2 separate regions of the Mus musculus genome follow, and region 2 is linked to region 1. The links are chromatin loops, found by intact Hi-C in ENCODE. Cell type or tissue: heart. All regions are shown on one strand. Each heading gives the region's core, and the rest is flanking DNA. Links, peaks and the distances in the headings are about the cores only.

What was found. Peaks named below come from ENCODE experiments on the same cell type or tissue, not always from the same donor. Only the 100,000 strongest peaks of a DNase experiment are listed, where the experiment ranks them.
Region 2: it touches region 1 in a loop (2.0-fold over the local background); 2 of 42 quality-filtered maps call a loop at or near these places.

Annotation. Positions count from the first base shown.
Region 1 is chr5:53,940,222-53,956,556 of GRCm38, forward strand. It overlaps Gm40305 (a long non-coding RNA gene), which reads left to right. Exons shown (of 3, transcript XR_868426.1): 3 at 9,594-10,772. Among named protein-coding and RNA genes, the nearest start is that of Gm40305, 21 kb to the left of the region's middle. In heart, for the core only: no CTCF peak of the experiment used is centred there; DNase peaks (open chromatin) are centred at 7,780, 8,520 and 10,180; H3K27ac peaks cover 676 bases; H3K27me3 peaks cover 928 bases.
Region 2 is chr5:54,093,119-54,101,118 of GRCm38, forward strand. All of the region lies in intron 3 of Stim2 (stromal interaction molecule 2), which reads left to right. Among named protein-coding and RNA genes, the nearest start is that of Stim2, 99 kb to the left of the region's middle. In heart, for the core only: no CTCF peak of the experiment used is centred there; a DNase peak (open chromatin) is centred at 7,923; H3K27ac peaks cover 903 bases.

The DNA.
Region 1 (16,335 bases), core at 3,818-11,817:
GGCCCTCACTAGACACTGACTCTGCTGGCGGCTTGACTTTGAACTTCTCAGCCTCCAACACATTTTAGTTATTTATAAGCTACCAGTAGGGGCTCTTTGGTTACAGCCTCTGGAACAGGCTAAGACACTAAGTTAACAGATAAGAAGAGAAGCCCAGAGATCACAGAGAGAGTATGCCTCAAGCACAAGAAACTTTTACAGAGCAAATAATCCATTCATAAAGACCAGGAGAAAAACCAAGCCAAGGATCTAAAACCCAAACCCGTGGTGTCAACACATATAGGAAGAGACTCGGTTCATGTACACTCAGGAAGGGACCACTTAATGATACATCGGCTCACTCCGATTTACTCTAGTGGGAAATATCCAAGAGACCGATGATTCCTGTTGCTGAAGGGAAAAATGGAAAAAGAAAAAAAGGGGGGGCTTTTGAACATTTCCTTTTAGAAAGCAAGTTGGCTACATCTGTTATGATTAAAACGCATAAAGGTTTGACCCAGATGGCTCATTCCCTCAAAGCAAAGATATGTGTACTGTTTTGTAATAGTGGCAAAAACTAGAAACAGTGCTAACCTGGAGAAGGTTGACACCACTGCACCTTGTTACATTCAGCCACTAAAAGGAATAATTTGGAAGTGGGGCAACTAAATTAAGAGCCTTGTAAGTACTCTGTCTCTGTCTCAATTATGAAATGATCTTTCTAGATGAGTATTGATGTTGATAATCCTATGAATATGGAGGAAATCAGAGGTGGGACATTTTTTGTCAGCTAGAGCTGATAAATCACCCTAAACAGGGTGGCTTATTTCCCACAGAACTAAAGGCTGGTAGTCCATGATCAAGGTTCTGCCTGGGTGGCAGAAGTCAGCCTTATGCTATGTCCTCAAGTGGCAGACAGCAGCAGACCTTGTGTCTCCTCCTCACCATACAAGGGCTCTCATCCTACTCACCAGGGCTCCAGCTTCAGGAGCCAATCACCTAGCAGAGGAAGCAGTTTTAAATACCAGCTCCCAGGGCATGTTGGATTTTGCAATCCCTTCTGAACACTCCCGTTGAGTCCCCAGTTTGTGGGCTGGGGGTGGATTTTTAACATTTAGATTATAGTAGACTAGTAATAAGTTCTCACCTGTTCCTTTCGTGCCAAGGCTGTGTGGAGGGGGCTTCTACAGGGGAGAAGAAATAAATCAATGCTTGTAACAGTGAATTCCAGTACAACTGACAAGCAGCTCTTATACACAGCAAAGATTCCTCTCTGTCTTCACAACGCAGAAAGACAGGCTTCTGAGCCTGGGCCCCACAGTATAAGGCAATTACTGAACCATAAATATCATGCAAGCCTCCTGGCTTTCCCATGGCTTGAATCTCAACCATTCCCAGATAAATATAACTAAGTCACGGGCGTAAAATTGATGTGCGCAAATGGATGGATGACAAAGTCCTGGCTCTGTGAACTGGGAACTTGGAACTGACCCTGTGACTAAAGGGTTCTTAAGTGTCACTCTGCTGGTGGAACGGCGGTGGCTCTCTTGCTGCCCATGAGAAGGGAACAACACGTGAGAGACTGGAGCTGTGCACCCGCCCTTTGCTCTCACCCCAGTTGTCTCCTGCCCATTTGTGGCAAACGGTGCACTTGGAGGATTAGTTCAGAGTAGGATGGGTGAACAGATGCGACAGATTAGAGAGGAAGTCTGTTCCTGGGTGGCTCTGGCAATTTGGCAGGCTCTGGCAGAAGAGGGAGAAGAGAGAATGGCTGGGGTGAGGAGAATAAGGCAAAGATGCCCTGTGTTGAATTGCAATCATTTCTGAACACTCCTGTTGCTGTGCTAAGATCTACCTACATTGTAAGCAAAGGGAACAGGGGATGGGGAAACAAGACGGTAAGGACAGATTTTTTTTTTCCAACTAAATGGGAAGGCTGACTTAGTGTTTTCAATTCCTCAGTCTCTGAACCTGTCTCTGAGGGTCTAAGGATCTAACTCAATGGTGTGAAGAAGCAGAATAGTAATAATTTCTTTCCTAAACAAGCAGCTAGCGGCAAGTTTGTTATTATTAAAGGTCCGTTGCCTGTGATATCCTATACTGCTATCTGGAAGTCAATCAGGAAAGTGGGACACCCTCTAAAGCAAGGAGACCTCAGCCAAGGGACTCAGACAGCAAGTAGCAGGCATCTCGTTTCTGTGCAGGTGCCCTAACTGTGACAAACCCAGAAAAACCATGCAGAGCAAGGCTGCAGAGCCCAGGTGGGTGGCCCAGCAGCAGTGGAAAAGGAACCAGGCTGAGGGCCTCCTCTTCTTCCTCCACCAGACATCAGTGATCTGTCAGCTCCACGGTGCCCACACTCATCCCGGGCACCTTGCACAGAGCTCTCAAACGTGTGGGAAGCTGCAGACACAGCCCAGAAGGCAAGGATTATTTTTGTTTAGAAAGGTTGAAGGGTGGTGGTGGGGGAATGTAAAGTTGATTTAACTACTTAAGCAAGTTGGAGTTGGACTGGCACAAACAGAGGTCAGAGGCAGATGGTGGCTTTCCTGAAGCTTGCCCTCCACAGTAAGGAGACAAATGCAAGGTTGGAAGGAGGCAAGAGAGCTTCATGGCCCGGGGGCTCGGTAGCATCCAATTATGGCTTCAGGCTGTAGGCCATGGTTGTTTCTTGCCAAGGTCAGTACTGGTTACCAGATTCTAGCAATTCACTGGGCTTGTCTGAGTCTTTTGTGTTTCTACCTATAAATACTGACGTGCCTACTTCACAGAATTTTTAAGAGGCTTAAAAAAAAAACAAGGCAAAGTGCTGGCGTAGGAATGGCATTAGAAATGTGAGCTATTACTACTTTATCGGAGTCCATCCTATTAGAACAATAAGTTAGTGGACACTCTTGTGTGAAATAATCACACAAAGCTCAGGACTAGACAAAGCTCAGGACTGTGTATTTGGGAACATGCTGCCTAGGGCTTTCAACCGAGCAGCTAGGTCTGGATCCTGTATTCCCATGTAACACCAACTAGAAGAACACTCTTCCAAGGCTACTTTGGCTCCTGAAACCACTGGATGCCCAGCAGGGATGCTTCTCCTTTCCTTTTGCCACAGTTCTACCCAGGCCATGTTCCATGTATCCCAGGGACGGATACGCACCCATCTGCCCCTCAGACACAAAGTGGTTGTCATTTCTTTTTCTTCGATTTCTTTACATCCATTGACAGGTGCCACCAGCAACACCCTAAGCCCCACCTCTGACCAAAGCCACTGCTATTCGCTCTTTACCTCGTCCTCCATCTGCAGCCAGAGACCTTGGAAGGAACGCATCAAACCCCAGGTCCCATGATTACAAGGTTGAGATGTTTAGAAGTAACAGATTCCCGTTGCTCAGTGTGGGCCAAAGGGCCCTCCGTCCCTGACCTTATCTGGCTCCCAGCAGCCTTCCCTGAGCTCAGAGATTTCACCGTTTGAAAGCATGTGCAGCTTTTGGCTGACTCAGCATTGGCATAGGCCTTGCTTCTGCCTGGAACCCTGTCTTCACCCTGCATGCTCCCAGCCTCGGCACAGTTGCTGTCCTCTCCCCGGATGCCAGCTCCTCAGAGAGGCAGGCACAACTTCTGCTGCCAAAGATGGAACTCTGGGACCACCCCCTCCCCAATGGTTTCTTGTGCTCGCCTCCCCAGAACCCAGTTGTGGGGATAATGACAGGAGTGTCCTGGGTTGCTAAGAGGATTATATGTACATTGCTTTAAATAGTGCCAGGCATTTGGTAAGGACCATATCGATGTATGATGTTAGCACATATTTATCTTGTGGAATCACAGCCGTTTATTCATGGGTACATCTCCTCTGGAAACTGAGACGGTGGGGGTCTTACTCATCTTTGTGTAAGGCAGCCTCGCATAAAGAAGTCACCTGTACTGAATTCAGTAGCACTGCTCCCACCAGACGCATGTCCTCATAGACTCGACGTGTGTCCTTGGGAGGAGCTTCTGCAGATACAACTAAGATGAGGCCATGTGGAATCAAATCAGGTCTTCTAGAAGACCATATGAGACACAGTACAGACACAGTCACAAAGAAAAGAGACCTGGGATGAAAGAGGCGGAGACTGAATTGTGCAGCTTTGAGCCAAGGAGTCACAGAGATGGTCTCTGTAAAGCCAGAAGCTAGGGAGAGCTGTGGGAGAGCTGTCCTGGGAGCAGCCTGCAGAGAGAGAGACCAACTCTCGGAACCATTTGAATTTATATTTCACTTGTTTAGAACTTTTGAAAGAATGAGTTTCTGAGTTAGTGAGGGAGAATAAATAAGGAAGTGATCAGATACCTTTCCAAGCATTCTGAACCCCCAGGACAGTGTGAACATCTTTATTTTTGGGGTTGTTCAAGACAGGGCTCTCTCAGGAGGGAATTGGGACTCAGAGGTCTCCCCACCATCACCTTAGAACTTAGAAAGCAACCACCTTGCCACAGACCAACTCGAGCTCAACATGACCCAAGAGCCATCACCTGCCACCAAGACGGTGTCCTCTGCCCAGGAGAAAGGACATTCTTTCATAACCAAACTCATATCATGCCATCTATTGTCTGGAAGATTCCAAGTGCCTGACTCTCTGCTGCTGGGCTCACAATGTGCCCCATCTCCTGCCCCACCCTCTCCTGGGAAACTTACTTCCCCTCTCAAACTTTGGAGAGAAGCTGGGAGTGAGGGAGAGACAGAGAGACAGAAAGAGAGCTCTTCTTCCCAAGGGGGTCATTTGGCAAAGGCAAAAATAGCTTAGAGAAACCACAGAGGAAATTATGCTTTTGTCAAGACTCTGCACCCTCAACATGCCACTTGTCTGGCCAGTTCATTTGGTCCTATCCACATGTAGTGCCATTCATTCAAGGCACAAAAAGCACCCAGCTGCTGCAGCACCCCTCCCTGCCCCATCTCCTTCTCGCCTCTGTTCTCTTCCCATACTGCTTGACCTCCCCTGGTGAACCCTGTATTTGGTGTGGCAAGCTATGGGTTGAGGGCATTTTTCAACAAAACTATCAGGTGGACAGGGGTGATGCAGACCAAAACAAATGGTCACATTTGGTTTTTACCGAACTTCTACTCCATTCCTGGCACCATTGATTTCATTCCGTGCTTATTATACCCTGAGAGTGACCATTCACTCCAATTTGGTGATGGGGAAACTGAGTTATAGGGGCTTGATCAACTTCCCCAAGGTTGTGCAGTGAACAAGGGCTCACAAGCCAGCTGCTGATGCCAGGTGCCATCACCCAAGAGCCCGCTGGTGACAGTAGGGCAGATGTCATAGCACTGCAAGAAGCATCCTCACACTGTGAAGGCTCTGAAATGATCCCTCTAAGGATGCTTATCACTTCTGTTGTGTTTCTTGACATACATAGTGTGACTTTCTGGGCAGTGCTCTATCAGAAACCTATATTGAAACAAAAGATGGTGACATGAGTCACTGTGACATATATGCCATTCCTGGGTCCACCCTATCAAGCTGTGTAAGCTTTCACAAGATAACCCTGATCTGTCTGGCTGTGAAATGCTAGCATATGTGCAGTTGGGACTCAACAATTTGATTTGCGTCAGCCTCCTTCTCCCCGTAGAGACTGGTGTGAACTTCTGGCTAATGAGGTAAGATGTTCTCACCTTAGGTCCCATTTAGAGTCTCACATTAACTCTGGTCATTGTCAAATTAAGAAATTTAAGGCTAAGCATGATCTGTGGAAATCAAGCATTTGATTTCTGGCTGCAAATAATTTATAATTCATAAATTGATAATAATTTATAATCTGAACTATTATAAAGATATTAGGGTGACCTGAATGACTCACTCATTGCCCAGTAGCAATCCCTTTCTGTCTGTTGGGAACACATGATGTTCTGAAGTGAACACTTGACTTTGATTGCGAAGGCAGATAAGGTTCAGGCCCTGGCTCAGTAGAGAATGGCTATCAACACCTTCTCTGCCCGTATGATCCAGCTATGTTGAGGCCAGTGAAGACTGAGTGATTAAAAACCCACAGACAGAAGGTGCTGTTGAGTAACTTGGTGCATTCATGAAGTTGTGTTTTCTGGCACATGTCTGGAGATGGGGAGGTTACAAAGACACACTCTAGTGTGAAAGAAGGGCATTGCCAACTGTCTTCCCCGTCTCTCCCTCCTCAGTGCCCCAGGAGATGCTTCTCTTGGACCAAGCATGTCCTGGGGCTTCCTTGTCCTCTGGCTCTTAGTACCCAAGGCTGAGGAACTGGACAAGAAAAGGCACAGAGTGTTTTTTTGCCTTCAGCTTCCTGCCACCCAAGCTGTAACTTGGCAGCGCTGCAGTTTTCTATCTAAGTGACACCCTTATTGAGCAACCTCTTTCTCTTGACTCCAGTGCAGTGCTCACCTTTGTGCACCAAGTAGGTTAACTGGGAGGTGATGCTGGGAAGGATGGTGCAGGGGAGTGGGGAGGTGGGTTAGGAGAAAGGAGGGTAACATCACAAGGCATACAGATGGGCATGAATTTGCGTAGAGGAGCAGCCGGGCTCAGAGCTCTGGAAAACAGGACCAGCCGCAGAGTTGCCCCACCTGAGTAGGGAGAAGGTGGGGCACCGCCTCTTCCGATGGGGCAGCATAGCAGCAGCAGCTGACTGGCCTCCCACTGGTGTTAACGTAAGGGGCACCCCCTGTTCCTTGTGGCTCTGCCAGCCTACCCACACCTCCGTGAATCTTCCCTTCATCACATTCTCTTCCGTCATCCCCTGAAGTGTAACCACGTCTTTCCTTCCCTGACTCATTACAATAGTGAAGATCCTAAACCCTCCATGAGCTCCTGTCTGCAGAACCAGATATGTAGCAGACGCTCAGGTCCTGCCCACATCCCTATCACCAGCCAAGGCTTCTTCAAGCATCTATGATGGTCTGAGGGGGTTTTCTCCTGAGTGTGTCACACAGGGCAGGCCCAAAAGAACAGCTTTCAATGGAAAGTGGAGGGGACCTGGTGAGTGATTCCTGGGCCATTTTGATTCTGGCGAGGATGAGTCCAAAGCACTTCTACAGTTCTCCAGAGGTCTGACTTGAGCTCCTCACAGCAACAAGCTACTTGCTGGTATATCTTGAGTTGCCAGCCCTCCTGATCCTGAATCACTTCCTGACCTACCGCTACCCCCCACTCCACTAGCCATGTCTGTAGTGACACAACAAATACCTAACACATACTAATGAAGAAATGAAAGCATGTTTAGCCCTGAGTTTTTGAGGCTCAAATCGATGCTTGGGCAACCCAATTATTTTGAGCCTCTACTGAAGTTTCCAGACATAGATAGCAGGAGATCATGACAGCATGTCAGTGAGCCAGAAAAAGAAGAAAAGAATGAGGTTTCACAGCCCACACCTTCAACGACTTAAGGACCTCCCACGAGGCACTGCTTCTTAAAGGCCCACAGCACCTCCCAGGGATGTTATATACCTTTGCATAAGGAAGGTGCACACCCAAACCATAGCAGGCACGGCTCTGACAGCTTGTCCCAGGATCACTTCCTAATGAAACCACCTGCCTAGGACACTCTGTCTCAGACTGTGCTGTGTGAGAACTCAAACCAAGAAGCCTCCGGCCTGAATGACAGCCCCTTCCAAACAGGCCCCACAGGAATCTTAAACTGACTGAATTCCTTTGCAAGGGCCATTAAAACCCTTGATGCTCAAGGCCTCTGTTCACAGTCCGTTCCCCCTCCCCTTCCCCAGAACCCTCTGATTTGCCTTCTTTCTATCCACCAGCCACACTCAATTATAGGCAGTTCTTGGAACACTGTCTGCTCGTCAAGTTTCTGGCCCTCTGCCATGCTGTTCTCTCTGCTGGGAATAGCCTTCACCCACCCGCCATACATTCATCTGCCTCTCACTCGTCTTAAAGGTTTCTGTCTTCCCTGACCACCTTTCAACAATCAGACACCAAAACTGAGAGGTGTGAATCCTGTTTTGATGGTGCCCGTTTTTCTTCCACTGGATTGTAAACTCCTGAATACAGAAACTTCCTTATTTATCCACAAATTCCCAACACAGCATTGTACACACAGGGCAGTTTTTGTTTTTGTTTTGAATAAGTGCTTGATTGATAGATAAAACAATCTAGTAAATAAAAAAAACCATTTAATTCTGTAGAAGGAATAAAAGGGTCCTGCTTAAGGAATAAAATACAGTGGATATTCTGAGGAAATTGTAAACTACTTCGTGGGTTGATGGCGTGGGAAGATGACAGCAGTTACTTCCTAAGGAAGAGACAAGCAATGATTTTTTTTTTTGAAGGTCACGAAGGAGGTGAAAGCTAAGTAGAAAGACTGGAGGAGGTGTAGAGGAACAGGGAAAGGAAGTCTCCAGTGACAAGGACCCTGAGGACATTTCTAGGCCAACCTGAGAATGAAGTGAGCCAGGCCAGCAAGAGAGAAGATGCTGTACTGAGCTTCTGGACCAGTGGGGCACACAAGTGGGGTGTGTCGTTGACCACATAGAGTTCCAAGGCCATGACTTCATTCATTGTTTAGACTGCTGCCCCTCCCCCAGCCCTGCCATCTTTCCTTCCTTCCTCAGCTTCCTCTGCTACTGGGCGAGGCTTCCTGTTAAGTCCTTCTGAGAACTGGAGTTTTCAGAGCTTTACAGAGTGAGGACGCTTGCCAGTGGAACTGCTACCAAAGGTCCTCGTTGACTTCCAAGAAGCCATAGCTGGCTAAGTCACAGAGGTACTAGTTCCACACCTCAGAGGGTGAAGACCCAGAGGTGCCCTCTTCACTTTCGGGGTGTGCTTTCCAGAGCATTCACAGCTACTCAGGAAAAGGGCAGCTCCACCTTTCTGTTCCCAAAGCCAAACCCTCACCACCAGGACGCTGGCTCTAAAAGAACCCTTGGTGACTCATTTCCAGGACAGAGGCCTGTTATAAAGTGAAGTATCCCATTCTTCTATCTTTTGACTCATACATTTTGAAAACTTTAGAAGGTAAATTCTCATTTTTATAGAATTCAGGAATGGATAAAATTCTGTCTATGTAAAAAACGGTTAGTAAAATAAGCGTTTAGAATGGCCAGCATTCAGGAAGATGGCCACAAAAGACTACACAGTCCTAGAAGGTTCAAACACTGCTCAAACATCCCTCACCCCCAATCCCAGCATCCTAAAAGCTCTAAAGCCAATTTACGGGACAACTTTAGCATCAAAATTCACGTGGCAGCAAACACTGACCTGAAATAATGGGACTTTATTTAGAGTCAATATTTATCTCCAAGTAATTATTTTTACATATCTGTTGTAACCAAAATACCAGTGTGTTTTATTACAGGGTTTTACCTCTATACCCTGATGAGAAGATAACAGAAACTTTAAGTACACTGTTAGACATTGTATCATTCTAGAATTAAAAAAAATACTCTGAATTCCAGAACAGGTAAGACACACAACAGATTAATGGGCTGAGTCTATATATAGTATTTTCAAATTAATTATAGCAGTAGACATTTTTTAGGATGTTGCAGTTTTATGAAAGTTGGAGGATGGTTAGCCATGCATGACCACATCTGATTGTCCAGGGTCCTCTCTAGCTCCTTCTGCATCTGTACTCTATCACTTTGCTCTCAATAGGAGTTGATGAATCTGCGCTCAAGCCCTTGAAGTGCACTGGGCTGGGTTCAAGAGACATGCCTTTAAAGACTGGCTGCCTTTGGAGAGTCACTTCGTGTTCTAGTCCATAGTTGTCCTATCTGGAAGAAGAGGCCAGTCTTGCCTTTTTCAGAGCATGCTGCAATGACGAAGCCGATGGGTATATGTGAAAATGCCCTAGAAACTATAAAGGAATGCGAAAGCTCTAAAGGAAAGCCCACTCTGCAGTTATCCCAGATAGCCTACTCTGACTCTAAAGGGGAATAAGCATTGTTTAAAGCCAAGTGTACTGACACTCTGTGCTGAAACCCAAGTGGTCAACAAGATGACTGGGATGCCCAGCTGGGCTTCAGGAGGGCTTCACTGCTTTGTGCTTGCCCATTTGGAGATGCTGTGGTCCTTGGATGCCTGTGTTAGTTTCCCTCGCCCTCTTGGGTGTGTCTGAGACAGCAGCTTTGCTGCTTTGGCTTTCGAATCCCTCACAGCGTGTTAGCATCTGGCCTTGCTTCCCTTCCACACTCTGGGCTGTGTTTAGACTGCACTGTCTGCTTTCAAGTCACGGGCTTCCCAACGCCCAGACATTTCACAGTCCCCTCTACTTGAATCACGTAAGTCTGGCCCTCGGGTCCAAGCAGTGCATGGGTGTGTCTCACACAAGAGAACAATCAACAAGATTAAGTTACTTTTGAGTTCCTAATTGATTTTCCAGAACTCCCTCTTCCTATCACAAAATACAGCTTTCTGAGCAGTGTGGTCTAATGCTGCAAGGTGTGGAGGTGGATGAGATTTAGGAAAGCAGATACATTCTGGAAATAAAAGGGCTTTCACATGTAAATGAATAATTGACATGCTTCGCCTCCCAATAACATTTATTGTTTGCAGTCACCAAACCCAATGCCAAGACAGATTTTTGTGTTTTAGGCTACAAAATTTGGAGAGTTGCTCAAATTCTTTTCATCCCTGGAGTTTTGTTTATATTGAATGTGATGTATTGAAAGAATTTTTTTTACCATGTTTTGGCATTATTTTGAAATACAAATTAGATAAGGCTAATTGTAATAATTGTTTTTAGTTATTATGACTCGGTATAGTTTCCTTGATTCTTGTTAATGTGTAGTTATACCTTTTATTTAAAAAAAAATCTATCTCTTTCCTTGCTTACTTGATGTGGTTTTATTTGTTTGTTTCTTCTTCAAGACAAACTCTTTCTATATATCTCTGGTTGGCCTGGTATTTACTATGTAGTCCAGGTTACATTTAAATTCAGGACAGTCCTTCTGCCTCATCTTTCCAAGGAGTTTATGGTCCTTAAGGAAGAGAAGACATGACTCTCCTCTGTAGTATATATAGAAACCTGTTATTACTTGGACTTGATATTATCCCTTTTTCCAAGGACTCTCCATGTGAATTAAACAGAGCTGATCAGGATCCATGGTACTTTTATCCAGGTTAAGCCCACTTTTTTTTTTTTCAAAAGTTAAGTAGATAATTACATTAGATGTTGTGGGGTCATGTACTTTAGTTAAAACTTGCTAACTAACTCCACAGTACAAAAGTAGCCAGTCACGGGCACCAGGGAAGTCAGCACCTGGGCATGACTGTGTTCTAGTAAAACCTCGTCTACAAAGGCAGGTGTTGTGCTAGAGTTATCCAGAAGCTAGTAGCTTGTTTGTTTTAATAAAGCACTCATTGCATTGTGCTATAATTAGCTTCAAGTTGCTGGTCTTCTCCATAAACCCTTGTGTTTCTTCTAGTAAAGACTCCTCGGTCAATTATTTTCAAAAAAAGAATATTCAATCACTGACTAACTCATCAGAAAAAAAAAATAACTGTTTTAAGCAAAAGTCAGTAGTTGATAGTGATACAGGTGAGGGAAACTAATGAGAAACGGGGTATTTATTAATCTCCAAATACTAATAACTTCCCACTACACACCTATTGACTGCAAAGAAGAAACCAATTTTGCAAAGCCACTATAGGACTGAATCCCCCCAAACAAGTGATCAAAGCTATTTATTTACTTGACAATGATAAAAACTGACCCTAGTACATATGGGACTGCGATTTCTTTGCTAAAGCTAAGTACTCTGGATCCAATCAGAAAAACCACCAAGCAACCACAGGCTGAGAACACTGAAGATAATGTTAGACCCATTCTCTCTGCAAGTACCCATGATATGAAAAATAAGCATTGGGGGACTGGGCCAGAATGGAAAAGAACAGGCTAGAAAACACAGATTCATGCATCTAAGATTCTATGCTTATAAAGGACATTAGTGAAAAACTTGCCAAAATCTAGAATAGACCTATTGACTGAAAAACATGTATCAAAGTTAATGTCCAGACTTTGACCATTAGTCATATTTTGTTGTTGTTTTCAGCACAGTGATACACCACCAAAGTGACTAATCCTTTTAGCTTGCCTGGGATAGTGACACTTCCTGATACAGGACTTTGGAGGACTTGCCACGTAAATGGCAATGGGCTTCTCAAAAGGTTCAGAAGCAAGATGTGTGATATGTATCTGCAAGGGGGTAAAACAAAGTTAGTAAATGTTAACACTTGATACATAGTAAAATAGCCATACTATTTCAGTAGCTTTTCCATATCTGAAATTATACTAAAAATAAAAGCAGGAAGGAAAAGAGTTCAATACTCTGTCAAGAAACGTCCTCCGAAGCCAATAAAAATATGCTCTTTGCATCACGGCCCTCAGCAGCCATAAAAAGAGCCACATTGTGTCTCATTCTTGCAAAGCCAAGCATCGCTCAAATACCACAGATCCTCCACCCCACAAGCCACACCCCTGCATCATCCGAGCTCAAATGAGAGGGGCTTCTATCAGAAGACCATATTTTGAGACCTCAAAGTAAGAGATTAGTCAGAATATGATTGACAGTCAACTATTAGTTAACCACTGATTGTATGTTGGTCACTTTTTCTTCGGAGAAAAACACTCAAGTTTCACTACCGCCACCATGTAGAGAGTGTTAATAGTCTTCTTGAAGGGAAGAAGGGGGTGGAAACACGTCATTAGGAAGTTACATCAGTTGGCCAAGGATACACGGCTGCAGAGCAAACAGGGTGAGATCTCAAACCAGCTGGAAATAATGGAAGACAGCACAAATGGCCACCACTGGGGACAGCGAAACCTGCTGTTTGTCCTTCCCTGGAGTTGCATAGCAAGGAACCGTTTAAGAGGCAGAGGCACCCAGAGCTCCCAGGAACTAAAACCACCAACCAAAGAGTTGATCCATGGCTCCAGCCGCATACGTATCAGAGAATGGCCTTGTCGGACATCAATGGGAGGAGAGGCCCTTGGTTCTGGGAAGGCTCGATGCCCCAGTGTAGGGGAATGCCAGGGCTGGGAGACAGGAGTGGGTGGGTGGGTGAGCACCTCATAGAAGCAGGGGGAGGGAGAATGAGATAGGGGGTCTCTGGAGGGGAAACTGGGAAAGGGGATAACATTTGAAATGTGAATAAATAAAATACCCAGTAAAGAAAAAAAAAAGAGGGAGAGGCAGGATTATCTCAATGATACATTGTTGAGTCAAAACAGCTAAGCTCAGCTGGCTGTGGTCTTTGAATTCCTCTCTGCCTGAGTCATGTGTAATTTCCATAAATGTGTGTGTACAAGTAAATGCATACACACAGCTTTGCATTACCAGAGAGGTCAAGGACAAAGTCTCTTAAACTTTACAGTTCATAAGAACCACTTGGAAAATATTAATGGTTAATAATAATGATGATGATGATGATAAAACAAAAAAAATGTGTATTTACGATCAGGGGCCCCTGAGCACTTAGAACCTTAAAATACTCACAAATCATGCTATATCAGCTGATTTCACCTTAGAGAAGAGGAAGGTCACCTTGACAGCATTTTAAGTTTCTAAAAAATCATCTCTATTGTATAGAAAAGCAAGCTAGAAGGTGAGTAAGTTACCTCAAGGCTAAGTCCTGCAGGAAAGCATCCCCCTCCCGGATGTTGGACACAGATGTGGTAGGTGAGGCTCCAGGCTCTAGGTCACTTGCACACAGCCCATCTAGGAGAGTAAGTAGCTATGGTGTCTGGGCAGATGTCAATGGTAGGCAGACAAACTAGACAGGCAGAGCCAGGGTGTGGCCTCCTCACACACCCACTGGCAACAAGGCCCTAGAGACCTGCAATAACTAGCTGGCCTCTTGTGTCTGCAGTAACCAGCTGGCCTCTTGTGTCGGCAGTAACTAGTTTCCTCCTTGTGTTTGTGAGCAACTTGCTTTCTTCACTGAATGCACACATATTCTTCCAACCCAGCAGGCCTGGAGGCTCCAGGTACCAGGCATGACCTAGGTGGGAGACAGAAAGTCTCCTCATCTAGACCCGGATGCTGCAGTCATAAGATCCTTCAGGGTTAGCCTGGAAATGAGGTCCTGTCGCACCTTTGCCTCTGGTGGTGTCTAGTCTCACAGAGTGCTTGGCTCCTTACAGGGACTCCTAGCTACACTGGTTTACCCAGTCTGCTTCCCAGACACCTCTAATTTTATCAGACACACCTCTCGGCCTCAATCACTCAGCTCCAACTCTCCTGCCCTGCCCTCTTGCTGCTCCTCAGACTTCCAAACGCGTCATGACTCAGAGGCTCTCTGTCTTCCCTTCCCTCTACCTGGAATGCTTTCCGCCCGTCTCACATACCTGCATGACTTTTTTCTGTAGTCAAATTTAATTTCTTGCACAAGGAGGATGCTATGGTCCTCTGTCCACCTCTGCTCCCACACCCGCAAGTGGAAACAGCAACTCTCATTCCTTTTGTTTTCCCCGCATTGCTTTCATCTCCGTTCTAACCCCACCTCTCTAACTTAACTTTCTAACCCAACCTAGCTAGGCCAGTGCAGAGCTCATCTGGCTATGGTGTTTGCTCCATTGAACTGTAAGCACCATCAGTTCTGGGATCTACTTGTTTTTAGAGTTGTGCTTTCAGTGTCCAGAGGATCTCCTGGTATTTAACAGAGGACAGGGAAGTCTGTTTCCTGCACGTGAGCTGGGACCATTCTCCTTAGGTTTCTATGCATCCAGCCTCTGCGTTGAATTTGTGTAGACAGGCGCTGAGTCCCAGTGTGGTCCATGGAGAAAGGGCTTTTGCCAGGAAATGGAGGCGTCCTAGACGTCCATCAATAGATGAATGAATAAAGAAAATGTGGTTCATGTACACAATGAAATTTTATTCAGCTATAAAGATAAAAGGAAAGTGTGACATTTGTCAGAAAATAGAGGGAACTAGCAAAATAAGATAGTTTGAGAAAGACAGGTACTTCATGATTTATCTTGCATAGGAAAATTATGTGCATGTGTGCTTAGGTGTGTGAGTGTGTGTATGTACATGTACGTAGGGTGTTTTAGGTGGGGGATATGTGAGAGTTTACGTGTGAGTATGTATCAATGTACTGGCTGGTTTTGTGTATCAACTTGACACAAGCTGGAGTTAGGAGCCTCCCTTGAGGAAATGCCTCCATAAGATCCAGCTGTGAGGCATTTTCTCAATTAGTGATCAAGGGTGGGAGGGCCCATTGTGGGTGGTGCCATCCCTGAGCTGGAAGTCCTGGGTTCTATTTTAAAGCAGGCTGAGCAAGCTAGAAGAAGCAATCCAGTAAGCAGTACCCCTCCATGACCTCTGCATCAGTTCCTGCCTCCAGGTTCCTGCCCTGTGTGAGTTCCTGTCCTGACTTCCTTTGGTGATGAACAGCAATGTGGAAGTGTAAGCTAAATAAACCCTTTCCTCCCCAACTTGCTTCTTGGTCATAATGTTTTGTGCAAGAATAGAAACCCTAAGACAATAACTAAAACAGGGATCATGAGGGGTACAGAAGAGATCTTAAAGGACAGTGGGATACATGTGACGTGGTAGCACAAGGAGATTGACTATGTGGGGGAAAGAACAGAACCAACTAGAAAGATATCAGGAGTATGTATGCGGCTTGGGTGCAGGAAACAAAGTAGCATGACAGATAATGACCTAATATGTATGGAATGTCATAATGAAACCCATTACTTTGTATGCTAACTTTAAAATTCATGATCTCAAGTCTATGAGGGTTTTTTTTTTGGGGGGGGCTTCGAGATAGGGTTTCTCTTTGTACCCCTGGCTGTCCTGGAACTCACTTTGTAGACCAGTAAAATTCCATATACTTAATATGTAAAATTAAATGTTCATTCAAATGTTTTAAAGCTTGCCTTGGGCAATGGCCCAGCAGGGAAGAGCATTTGCTTAGTGAGCTTGAGGGTCTGGTCCCTGCTCCTGTAACCCCAAGCTCTATGGTGTGAATGGCAGGAGGGTCACTCAGGGTTACTGGCTGCCAGCCCAGCTCCAGGTCCAGTGAGAGACAGAAAATCGGCACAGGTTACTTACTTCCTCCTGTGGCCTTTGAGCATTGCACATACAAGTGCACACACACACACACACACACACACACGTATGCACATATACATTCATACACATACACAGATAAAAAATTTGAAAATTACATATATGAAAATTTGAAATCATTTAATTTTAAAAAGATGAAGTCAGCAATGTCAAACAATTTCAGTTGGGGTAGATCTCATGTCCGTATCTCTCTTTCTTTTTGAAGGTCTCATCTCATGTCTTAGCAAAGATATTAAAATGCTTACCTTCCACATGAAACATAATTTTGACTGAAGCCTTTTTCGAAGAACCATCATAGTTCCGCTTTGAAATCACTTGGC
Region 2 (8,000 bases), core at 1-8,000, 150 kb after region 1:
ACTGCTGCTGCCACACTCCAGACCCTGCCTAGTGTGGACTTCTGCAAGGCTGCTAGCCCGATGCCACACCAGCCAGGCGCTGGTCAGTAGTAACTTTGGGACTTGGCTACTTCTGAGCAATAGAAAGATTATTGAGATGTGGAGAGAACTTGGAGGGAACCTTAAAGGGCAGTGTTCAGCATCTTTGGGTGAGTGAGTCCTTCAGTGCGGATTTACTTTTACTGAGGCTCTTTATTCACAGAGCGCCCTTCTTATGTAACTCACTCTTTAGCCCTTGACAAAGGCCCTCTGTAAATAAGCCTGTTTAGTAACTTAATATTATCCATTGTGCCACTACTCAGAATTGAGGGGATTTTTCCTAAAAGTTGTTTTGCCACAATAGCATTAAACCATGGCTGTATATACCTAACAAAACTTAAGTCAGAAAACATTCCATATTAAGTAAATGTAGCTAATGATAATTATGAACCAGTAGATTTTAAAATACTAAATGTACTAGGAAAAAATTGATTCAGTTGAAGATCAGGCAGAAGTTTTTAGAGTAAAATTAACTTGGGAGTAAAATTAACTAGTGGTAAAATAATCAATTTTACTGTTCCTGCTCCTTAACTTACTGGCTCTTAAAGGTGTTCTTTAATTGAGCCTTTTTTTCTGGGGTAAGGGAGTGTTTGACTCCCTCAAAAATGAATGTATTTTATTATATCATGTTCTACAATAGTCTTAGTCTTGATAATGCTTGTATTCTAGCATTTTATTTTATCCAGCACCCAATATTAATTTCTATGTGCCTGGTAAATATTTGCTATATGTAGAAATACCAAGTTGACTATATTAAATTTTTTAAGCAGACTTAATTCATTTTGTTTTTCTTGTATAAAGCCCCTATGTGGTAACCAGAGCTGGCTCCTGGGGCGTCTGAACATAGATTCTGCTGGGGGCTTCCCAAGACGGTCAGTGCATTTCGAATGAAGAGACTTGGTGAACATGGTATCTTTCCAGAGGTTGGGACTCAAGTAGCTGTAGTCTTAGAGATGACATCAAAGGTGGCCTTAGCAAAGTTGCCCAGGGTGGCATTGTGGCCCCCAGCTGATGTGTGGTAGTCAGCAATACCAGCTATCAGCAGCAACTTCTTGGGCACGGGAGCAGAGACAATGGCAGCGACTGTGGTGGCAGGGAGAAGACACACCAACACACAACCACAGTGGCCGTCACCTCGCGTGGAACAGTGAGGAATTGCCACTTTTGTTCCCCCAGTCTCTGCGCACAGGGACGGTGGAAAGCTTGGCCAAGATGATGGACCCTTGAATGGCAGTGACTACCTTCTTGGGGCACTTAACACTCAGACCAGCATGACCATTGTAATCCCCATGTCTTAGGGTTTTTATTGCTCTGAAGAGACACCATGACCACAGCAGCCTTTAAAAAGGGAACATTATATTTGGGGCTGGCTTACAGGTGAAGGTTTGGTTCACTATCATTCTGTCGGGAAGCATGGCTGCACACAGGCAAACACTGTGCTGATGAAGTAGCTGAGAGTTCTTCATCCCAGTCCAACAACAGGGCAACAGAAGAGTGACAGTGGACCCTGAGCTGAGCATCTGAAACTTCAAAGCCCACCCCCAGATACACTTCCTCCAATAAGGCCACAACTCCTAATAGTGCCATTCCCTATGGCCCATGGGGGCCATTTTCACTCAAACCGCCACACCTCAGTAGTGACAAAAGTCTTTAACCTGGTCTGCTGGTCTGCCCCAACCTAATCCTTTGGGGACATTACCTGGAAAAAGTCAGCGATCTCACGTTTCTTAGTGGGCTGGAAGATCAAATGATCTCCCCCAGGGACTTGGTCTGTATGTCCTTGACCAGCTTGGTGATGGAGATGCACTCACTCACAGCCTCCTCCTAGGCCCGGGCCCTCCCACCCACCACACCAGCTCCACCTGCTGTTTCTGTTTTCTTGAAGAAGCTATATTTTAAAAAATAACTTTAAGTTTTAAAAGAAAAGTGGCAGAAAATAAAACCAAAGATTCTAAAGATATTACTTAGATATATATATATATATTTGTTTAATATGTTTTAGAAAATAGCATGTTCATCACTTTACAAAACACAGCCACACTTTAGAAGAAATTTACTTTATCTAGAAATGCCACTCAATTACTCAGCGCTGACCTCTTCCTGTCCTCCTAGTTTAACAGAATCGGTTGTCATGTATTCACGTACTGGCAACTCCTCATTATTTAAGTACTTCACAGTGGTTGACATATTGAAATTATTTGGGTAAAGGAAACAGCACCCATCTTTAAAGAGACTGATTTGGTATGAAATTGTCTTTAAAGAAAAAAAGATAGTCATCATGTCAGTGTCTATGGAGGCCAGAAGAGGGCTGCAAATCCCCAGAAGCTGGCGTGAATGGCAGCTGTTAGCCACCTGATATGGGTGCTGGGAACTGAACCCTGCTCAGCTGCAAGAGGAGCAAGTTGCTGAATGTGAAGCCATCTTGCCATAGCCTCAATTCAGTATTAAAAGAAGAAATCTGGATACAGAGGGGAAATGCATAAACAATTTAGCCACTCTCTTCATAGGATCATAAATTTGTTCTGTGACACACACAGAGATGTTTAAGAAAACTTGATTAAACATTTCTTTCTCTTGTAGTCATTGAGTGTATTGCTGTTTTGAGTTTTTTTTTTTTAAAGAAAACATTTCTAAACTTCTCTTGCATGGTATTTTAGTTCCTATATTTGTGATGATAAAATAAAACCAGTTGTTTATGTTCATATGACATATTTAAATGAATAATTTCTATACTTTTTCTGAATTCTTTATGCCTTTATTGCTCTTCACCATTTTTTATGGACATAACCACTGGTAATATACTTAATTTTACATAATTTTAAAATCTCAGTTTAGACGGCCCGGCTTAGTTTTAAATTTTGAATATCCAGACATTTGCTAACATCATGTTGAGTTCTAAAAATTCTGCAAAGTTCTTACATGATACAAGGCAAGGAATACACGAGGGTAGGTATTAGCACAACTACTAATACCTGACCTTCCCAAGTTCAGGGCATGGCTTTAGCTGTCCAAATATAGCATGATGCAGGGGTTTAGACCATGTCAGAGACATGTCTTGCTGATTGACGTGCAACTATGAACTCACATTCTGGCCCTGTTCTAAAGATAAACCTTTCTCTGGCAGCTGGTTGTCATGGTGTCAGTCACAAGTGACGAGTGTACATAGTCCATGGAACCAACTGAGAAGAGATGAGCAGGCCTGCAGCTTCTTCACCTCTATACAAGGAGTTGCTTTCTCTCATGTTTAGTAAAGTTTAAAAAATGGTTAAAGATTCATTAGCAGAGCCCTGCCTTTTTACAGCTTAGGTTATTTGAAGTTTCCTGTGAGAAGTTACATCTGCCAGTGTAATGAGAACTCCTGAGGCTTTGTAACTTGAAAGTCTTTCATTTGAAATTGAATTTAATTCTAATAAATTCTGTATTGGTACATTGTTTTAGAATATATTTGTAAACATGCTACTGTTTCAAACATTGGCCATCATGTCTTTAGACTTTTATAAAAATGTCAGAACAGCGAGCACTGAACATTTTATAATGGACAATGTTAAATAACATTGTGATTTTTCCTCCCTTGTGTCTATACCAACCTGTTGGTATTTTATAGGGTTGTTTTCATGCTATAATTGAAGATAGTGTAGTTAGTTTTACAGAACTGACCCACTGTCCTAGCTAATCACGGCAGAAGTGCACTTGTCTACAGTAACTCTTCTGCCAGTTGTTTCTTGACACTGAGAACATAAGCCTGTAACTGTTTATGCAACAACAGCTAATAGCTAGGCAGAGTTATATATCCACTCTGGTCAAGCTCTGCTGCAGCCAACAGTGAACTTGGCTGTAGTTTGAGATTTTCTCAGAATGAAAAAAGGTACGGGAAGGAGGAAGATCACGACAGTCAATAGTTTGAGCTTTGACACCCACAGCAATTTTGGTTCCATATGCACTACCTACTTGGAGTATGAATTGGGGAATTACTAAACTGTCTGATCCATAGCTTCCTGATGTATAAGGCAAAAGTCACAATAATATCATTTTTGATATAATATATATGTATATAGTTTTAATATATCATACTAATATCCATAGTATTGATGAATTTCATGAGAATTCAACATGGGAAGTATGTTACCATAGAAATCTTTTAGCATAGTTAATTGGAAATTGTCACTGTATCTTTACATACACAAATGCTTTATGATTAGAAGTTATTTTTCTATTACTGTTTGGATGAATTTATGAACATCTTTAAGATTTGGAGGGCTAATATTAACTAAAATTTTATCTTAAATTTTAAATGAGACTTTAGAAACTTTTTTATTTTCAGGCCTGTAATTTAATGTAAGTTCTAAGGCTAGTGACTGCATTGGCTTTGTAAAATTTATAGGATTTATAAGATTGATTTTTATGGATGCCAGGAACAAGTGATTTGTATAGTATATTCTCTTACAGTTTGAATTTCACACTGATTTGTAAGTATCAGGTATACTTAAGTCGGGGAATGGAACAAAAGCACAATATGCTCTTCACTCCTGACAGCTGACATGTGTAAATTAGTGCTTTCATTATGTTCTAGGCCTCTGGGATCTTTTCTACAACCAAGGATTCTCCAGTGCGCCTTTGAAATGAGATACCCTGAGAGTAGTATTGCTTATTTTTTATTACAACTCCAGGACCACAAGTAGACAATTCAGAACAGAACTGATTCTTTTCAAAGGAAGAATTGTTACATCTTCATCGAATACTTAAAATGATAATTTTACAGTGGAATATAATAGTATCTCGTGTAGTATGGACGCCCACGATATAGTAAGGCACGACATTCTAGCAGGTAGTTAGCAAAATAAGACAGCTTAGATGTCGTGCTATTTTGTCGAACCAGTAGGTAGGTAAGAATTCAGGGGCAGAGATCCCTGCCAGCTAGGGCGTTTGATCCAGCTGTAGCCCAGCTGTGTGCTGCTGTGTCCTGAGCGTGGCCCATGGCATTCTTAGAAGGCTGTTTCTCGGGGCTGAGGTGGCCTCTCTGTTGAAGGCTGTGTCCACCCCTTCCTATCTCTTAACTCTCATTCTCGCACCCCATGCTTTCCAAAAGCTTTCACTTCTTAGACCTAGTTTTCCTCTTTTTCAAGTTCTGTTCCAAAATAGTTACATTGTGGTAGGGCTGGCGAGTAGAGTGTAGGCGGGGCTGATGCAACACAGCGTCTTTCTTTGTTCAACCGAGGAACTACATTTACTGTTGCAGAAATTGCCTTGTTAGCAAAAAACCCCAAAAGCTTTGAATCTCCAGCTGCTGTCTTTCTACTGTATCCTGTACCCTCCGCTACCTCTCCTGGAGCTCTGGTTCTGTTCACCATCCCTTTCCTACCACCCAGTACTGCAGAGGCAGAGGTAGGTGCATTTCTGCAGTATGAGGCCAAGCCTGAGCTTCATAGCAAGCTCCAGGACAGAGACACTGCTTCAACAAAACGAAGCACGGAAGCCCTGAACTATTCGCTCTTTGAAATATTATCCTCAGGTTGTTAGAGGGCCTCTCCCAACTTACAGGCATATCTTCTATCACGAAAAGTTAGCATAACTCTCCTGCGCTTTTATGTTACTACTTCCAACGTTAGTGTAGCCCCTGTGTATCCCGGACATCTCTAGAACTGCAAGTCCACTTAGGCAGCTGCTTACAGTAGACTACTTGTTGGTAACATTTTATACTTGTATGCTATTAGCACTAAATTTCTAAGAGAAAATATCTCAAGTGTTAGTGTGGTGTTTTGAATCAAAAGCTACCTATAGTACAATGGGTTTGGACCAGAGTTCATATTCTAGTTATCAGTTGATAGACATGTGTAATCAAATGTATGATCTCTTGGCCAGGTGTCTCTTTATAGAATCTAGAGATAGCAGCTACATTTCTCAGTAGCTAAAGGGTACATGTCGAAATGGATGTGTAAGTGTGTATTTAGAAAAAAAAACCTCCTTAATTAGCTGGATGACAATAATAAGTCCTGGGCAGATGAGATGCCTCAACAGGGGAAGGGGATTGCTGCCAACTCTGAGTTTGACTTTTGAAACCTGCAGGTAGAAGGAGATAACTGACTCTTGAAAATTGTCCTTTTACCTCCACACTTACAACATACATGTGCACATTTATTTGCACATATCTATACACATAAATACGTACACACACACAAAATAAATGCAAACCACTTTAATAAAAATTAAGTTCCTCTTCTCTTAGTGTTCATCATCAGAGGGCAGGTTGTGAGGACAGTCACATCACATGTATATTGGTTTGTCTCACGGTTGATCCATGTATAGATGATGACGAATACAAAGGAGACCAATGCAATATTGAACTGGGCATTGGGAGAATGTTTAGAGGAAGGAGTTCTTAGTTTGAGTCAGAGAGAGTAAGGACAAGGCAGGCAAATGGAAAAGAGAGGGAAAGCCAGTCTCAGCTGAAGAGTGTTAGGGTCCACAAGGACACAGGGCATCTTTAAGAAGCTGCAGATCGTGCAGTGTCTGCCATTCTAAAAACAGCTTGCTCTGAAACCTACTGTGGCCATTTACTAATTTGTTTATACCTAATTAAGAGTTCTACCTTGAGAAAATTGTAGGCTCAGCATGGGAATAAATGTACTGCTTTCAGAGCTGCTACAGTGTCCACATGAAATAACATTCATAAATCTGGTATGTAGTACATAGTTAATGTTAGCAACAGTTTTTATTGGTGTCCTAGCCATTTTTAGAATTCGATCTTCCCTGTCAGCATTCTGTAATGAAATGTTCCGGGCTGGTTGTTCAGTTTACAGTGCTTTAGACAACAGCCCTTTTTTGTTATAACGGAATCAGAAAGACAGAATTTTAAAGTAGCTCAGTTTATTACTCTGTTTATTCAAAAACTTAGCCTGAGTTAAAGAGCTACGGTGGCTCTGTGACTCAGGTACACCTCTTGGCAACGGTCTCTTTCCATTCCCAAGTGTGCTGAAAATCACCGAAATGTCAGCCTATAGCAATTGGCACAGTTTTGAGCAAAAATACTTGGTAAGCAATTCCAAAGTCAGTGACAGGTAGGCAGAGGGATGGGGCGGCTTCAGGTCGCTCTTTGTCACTGGGGATCTCCTATGCAAACAAGCCTAGGTTGAACAGTACTCACTCTTTAAGTCTCATCTACTTCAGTAGTTAAGTGGCACCCAGCAAACTGTGCATGAGTGCTCAGTAAGGAACTTATACATCCTTTAGTGGAAAAGCAGATGTTAAAAGAATTCCTTCTCTTCTAGATGATTGAAATTAATTAAATTCTGTGGGGAAAAAAGTTCTTATGAAGAACTGAATTTAGCTAAGAAAGGAAGATTCAACAAAAATACAGAAGATGATAGGATTCAAACCGGTTTCATATCAGGTCTTTGAGGACGGATAAAAAGGAGCCACCGTAGGGGTTGAAAGACCAGCAGAGTATTTGGAGCAGAGGGAGCTAATACAAAACTTCTCATGTCCTGGTAATGAGAAGAAAAGCTGTTTGCAAGGAACCCAGACATCAAGTGGAAAGCCAATTCTTTCCCTCAAGTAACTCTGTCTTATGATAGGATGGTATTGTTTTAAAGATGCATTCAAAAGAGAATTGGTTTTACAAACAAAGCTATTTTAGACCAGCACAGCTGTCCACTCAGGTCGAGTAGTATTAGGACTGGACAGTTTCGTGCGCTTTTTTGCATTTCTTCCTTTGAATCTGGTCTCCTTGGAAACTTGATGTGTTGGGTTGCTTAGACTGGTTTTTTTGCTATTGAAAAATCCAAAGGCAGAGAGAATCTTATCCTGTTTTCCTGGCTGAGAGTTTTGTGTGGGTGTGTGCACTGCAGCTGTGCTGTGGGTTTCTTGGCATTCAGACAGGGCAGTTCTCCATGTAATGCATCGCAGAAGGAAGAAGCCTTCGTGTA